Regions from separate parts of the Homo sapiens genome. Here region 1 is linked to region 2. A link is an interaction called in ENCODE POLR2A ChIA-PET data of the cell type or tissue named here. Cell type or tissue: GM12878. All regions are shown on one strand. Region 1 overlaps FCHSD2 (FCH and double SH3 domains 2). Region 2 overlaps ARHGEF17 (Rho guanine nucleotide exchange factor 17).

Region 1 (2,500 bases), 230 kb after region 2:
AAATCATATAAAGTATTTTCTTTACCCATAGAGGAATGAAGCTAGAAATCAATTAATAGAAGGGGACAGAAAATATGCAAATATGTAGAAATTAAACATATTCTTAAACAACGAGTAGATCAAAGAAGTCACTAGGGAGATTAGAAAATACTTTGAGACAAATGAGAACAAAAATATACAATACCAAAACTTACGCTGTGAAACTAGTATTCAGGGAAAACTTAACAGTTGTAAATGCCTGTGTTAAAAAAGAAGAAAGATTTCAAGTTAACAACCTAGCTTTATACCCTAAGAATTAGGAAAAGAGCATGCTAAACCCAAAAGGAAAAATAATAAAGGTTAGATCAGAGAAAAATGATATAGAATAGAAAAATGATGAAGAGAATCAATGAAACTAAAGTTGGTACTTTGAAAAGATAACTTATTGGCAAACCTTAGATTAGAAGAAGAGCTGGGCACCATGGGCTATGCAAGTCTAGTCCTAGCCAGTTGGAGGCCGAGGCAGGAGGATCGCTTGAGCCCAGGAGTTTAAGCCCAACTGGGATAACATAGCAAGACTCTGTCTCTAAAATAGATAGACAGAGTAAATATGTACAAACAGAAAATACAGTGGGGATACTACTACCTTACAGAAACTAAAAGGATTATGATAACATGAATAATAATTCTTCAAAAATTAGATAATTCAGGTGAAATAGATAAATCTTAGAAACACACAAATTACTAAAACTGATTACAGAAAAAAATAGAAATTCTCAATAACAAGTGAAGGGATTGAATCAGTAATTAGAAAAAAAAAAAAAAAAAAGAACACCTCACAAGAAATAATAGGACTAGACGGTTCCACTAGTGAATTCTACCAAACAGTTAATGATGAATTAACACCAATCCTACTAAAACTATTCCAAAAAAACAGAAGAAAAGGGAATGTTTCTAACATATTCTGAGGCCGTCTTTACCCTTATACAAAAATCAAACAGATACCAGAAGAAAACTATAGACTACTATTTCTTGTGAAGAGAGATGCAAAAAAAAAAAATAAATAAATAAAATAAACCAAACAAACAAACCTAGGAAACTGAATCCAACAGCAAATCATTAAAAGGATTATCCACCACGACCAAGTGGGATTACACGCCTGCAATCCCAGGGAGCCACTTGGGAGGTTGAGGCAGGTGGATAGCTTGAGCTCAGAAGTTTAAGACCAGCCTGGGCAGCATGGTGAAACCCCATCTCTACGAAAAAATACAAAAATCAGCCAGGCCTGGTGGTGCATACCTGTAGTTCTAGCTATTTGGGAGGCTGAGGTGGGAGGATTGCTTGAGCCTGGGAGGTCGAGGCTGCAGTGAGCTGAGATTGTGCCACTATACTCCAGCTTGGATGACCAGAGTGAGACCCTGTCTCATCAAAAAAAAAAAAAAAAAAAAAAAAAAAAATCCATCAATGAAATACATCACATTAGTAAGAGGAAGGACAGAACCACATGATTATCTCAGTAGAGGCAGAAAAAGCATTTCACATAATTTAACACTCTTTCATGATAAAAAGACTCAGAAAACTAGGAATGGAAGGAAATTTCCTTTTTTTTTTTTGTTTTGAGACAAGGTCTCATGCTGTCCCCCAAGCCAGAGTGTAGTGACACGGTCTAGGCTGGGGAAACATGGAAACGTCCTTAACATGTTAAAGGGCACATATGACAAGCTCACAGTAACATCGTACTCAGTGGTGAAAGACTGAACACTTTCCCTATAAGTTCAGGAAGAACACAAGGATGCACCTTTTTACCATTGCTATTCTCTTGTGTTTGACATTCTATAATTCTATCTGGAAGTGGTATATGCTTTCTTTCATCCTGTCCTGTCCTTTCCTTTCCTTTCCTTTCCTTTGCTCTGCCACCCAGGCTGGAGTGCAGCAGCACAATCTCGGCTCACTGCAACCTCTGCCTCCTGTGTTCAGGTGATTCTCCTGCCTCAGCCTTACCGGTAGCTGGAATTACAGGCGCCCGCCACCACATCTGGCTAATTTTTTTTTTTTTTTTTTTTTTTTGTAGAGGCAGGGTTTCAACATGTTGGCCAGGCTGGTCTCGAACTCCTGACCTCAAGTGATCCACCTGCCTTGGCCTCCCTAAGTGCTGGGATTACAGACGTGAGCCACTGTTCCCTGCCTGCTTTCTTTTTTAAATACAAGAAGTTTAAAAATTCATTTTAAATATTTGGTTACATATTATCTCTTTCATGACAGCATTTTTTTGCTCATGGGTGTCCTTCTGCTACCATGTTTTTCCTGTTCTGTTTCTTCTTCTCTTAAAAATTTTACGTCTGTTTAGATACCTCGTTCCTTCTTCCTTTATGGTGGTTTATTTTTGAATGAGAAGGTTTTTTTGTTTTGTTTTGTTTTTTGTTTTTTTCTATAGCACTTTAGGATATTAGATGTTGGTAGCTCAGGGTTGTGTCTTTCAAATTTACAGCAATTTTGTTTGTGAGCAGGTTTTGTGCATAAC
Region 2 (2,500 bases):
GACCAGGCTGGTCTTGAACTCCTGACCTCAGGTGATCCGCCCTCCTCGGCCTCCCAACCTCGGCCTCCCAAAGTGCTGGGATTACAGCCGTGAGCTTGGAAATTACCACTCTGGGATCAAGTCCAGGCTTTTAGGCCTGGCCTTTAGGAACTCCCGGGGCCCACCTGACCTCTCCAGAACCAGGGAGCTTTCATGGTACCCCAGACACACCAGGGCTTCTCCATCACAGGCCTCTACCTTTGCAGTTCTCTCTCCCTGAAGGGCCTTGGCTCATTTCTGCCTGTCAAGGTCTGGCTAGTCCTTCAAGATTCCAGCCACTGCCCTAAGTTAGCCTTCCCTGCCCTCACCCTTCTTGGCCTCCTTCGACCCCCAGTTCTCAGATGGGGCTTCTTGGGTCAGGAACCCCTTCTCCTTCACCCTGCGGCCCCCATGCTAACCCTGCACATACAGGCACCAGTGGGCCACAGTGCAATTGAATTTTAAAGGTTCCCCTGGGTTCCCCCAACCCGCCACTCAGAGCTTATTTCAGCGTTAATTATCCAAGACTAGTTAGAAAAGGTAGAAGCATCTGTGCAGTCAGGGCTCAGTCAATCCACCAATGACAGTGAACACCCCGGTTCTCAGTCAAATGGCTGGGCTGTCCCATGGGAGCAAGGTCTGCTCCCAGGCAGGAAGCGGCCTAGGCCCTCTCCCCACTCACCAGGCTCTGGCATCCACTGCCCAGCCCCGCCCCTTGCTGGACACTCAGAGGGTGGTACAGGAGCAAATTGCTCTGTTCACATCTCTCCAGATGGATAATGCCTGTTTATGTTACTTGTTGACATCTGGCTGCCCCAATCTACTCCAACTTTGCTGTCATCAAAGCTTGCTCCAGGGAAGGTCTCAGGCTCGGTCCTCACTCCTGATATCTGTACAGATGTCTTTGTGGGTATGGAAATCTGCTGGGGATTGAAAAGTGAGAAAGTGAGAGAGAGAGAGAGAGTGTGTGTGTACAATGCCTATATGCGATGCTCCTCAAGCTTTGCCTGTGTTGAGATGGGTGGGGGTTTGCTGTCAGCTTACCCCACAGTGTGGGAACTGTTGGTTTCAGTGTGCTCCCCTCCAGCCCGCAGGCTCCAGCAGGGCTCCTCTCTACATCTCCAGCCCAAGCACAGGGCCCAGCCCTGGAACGAAATTTCTTCCCCAGCACCCACAGCCCAGGCCTGGCCACACAGGAAGCGACCTGATGACTGAGGCCCAAGAGTTCAACTCATGGGACAGGACTCAGGGCTAGGGGCCCAGAGGGAGACAGGGCAGGAGGCTGGGGGTGGGGGAGGTTTGGGCTGGCTGCGGGTCTGGGCCTCTCTGGGCTCTTTGTCCAAATATGGAAGGTTTTTTTGTCTCCATTTGAGTCACGCCGGCCATGGCCCAAGAGATCTGCTTTCCAGATACTGCAAACGGGACTGCACTGCACTGCCTGGCCTGCCTGTCTCCCCTTCACCTGCCCGTGGCCCATCTCTCCACCTTCCCAAACTCCTGGGCTGAGTTCTCTCCGCCAGCAGAAAGCCCAGCACCCACCTCAGCTGCTTTCCAGCACCAAGAGAAGGGTCCCTGGGCCCATAAAGGGAGGAAACACTCATTCCTTCTGTGCCTGTCACCTCCTCCCACTCCCCAAGGGCCTCTCAAGTGCAACTGAGCCATTCAACTAATATTTACTGAGCAACTACTATGTGCTGGTTCCTGGGACTCAGACCATGGACTGTGAATCCAGTAGGATCACTATGTCCAAAGCAAAATCCACCCTTTCTTTCTGTGCCCACCTTGATGATGGCACTGCCCCCAACTCAGGCAGTCCTGAAAGCCAGGGGCCTAAGCACGGGTTCTGGAGCCAGACCATCTGGGTCTGAACTCCAACCCAGTGAGACTATCCTGGTTTGAATACCACCTCTCTCTTTCTGGGCTCTGTGACCTGAGCTAAGCACCCTCACCTTCTCTGGGCCTGTGTCTGCTTCCCATCCCACCCCCAATCAGTGCCGACTCGGGACGGCACCCTTTGCCCATCTGCCAGCTTCCACCTGCCTGGTCCCCAGGACAGCAGCAACATAGGGCTAGGCATAGGCATGGGTGGTAAGGGGAGCTGAGAGGAGCCTGGGCGCTCCCCCAGGGCAGGGCTCAGCTGTCCTCCTCCTGCCTCCCCCACATTATTTATTTAATAAACGTGTACCCAGGCTCCACCTCGTGCCAGGAACAGGAGGGCTTGGCATGGGTGGATCCACCCGACCAGAATCAAGCATTGGGTCACGGGGCAAACTGGGGGCTCCCACCCACATCTCCACATCCCAGAGCCTTAGAGGTCTGTTACCTCCGAAGCAGAGAGGAGCTGCAATCACTGTGTATCCTGGGACAGAGGCGGTTCCTGACACCTGGGCTGGGAAGCTGAGGGGGACTCTGCCCTACACGGCCGTTTTCCTAAGACCAGTCCCTGGCCAGGGGTCTCTGTCTGGCTCTCTAAAGGGAGGCA

What was found. Peaks named below come from ENCODE experiments on the same cell type or tissue, not always from the same donor. Only the 100,000 strongest peaks of a DNase experiment are listed, where the experiment ranks them.
Region 1: POLR2A ChIA-PET joins it to region 2 with 7 read pairs; 2 of 35 experiments call an interaction of 5 or more read pairs at or near these places.

What each region holds. Positions count from the first base shown.
Region 1 is chr11:73,095,924-73,098,423 of GRCh38, reverse strand. The region is part of intron 2 of FCHSD2 (FCH and double SH3 domains 2); the gene reads left to right. Among named protein-coding and RNA genes, the nearest start is that of FCHSD2, 45 kb to the left of the region's middle. In GM12878, no CTCF peak of the experiment used is centred here; no DNase peak of the experiment used is centred here.
Region 2 is chr11:73,324,033-73,326,532 of GRCh38, reverse strand. All of the region lies in intron 1 of ARHGEF17 (Rho guanine nucleotide exchange factor 17), which reads right to left. Among named protein-coding and RNA genes, the nearest start is that of ARHGEF17-AS1, 16 kb to the right of the region's middle. RefSeq lists an enhancer at 555-1,206. In GM12878, no CTCF peak of the experiment used is centred here; a DNase peak (open chromatin) is centred at 1,342; H3K4me3 peaks cover 478 bases; H3K27ac peaks cover 2,500 bases.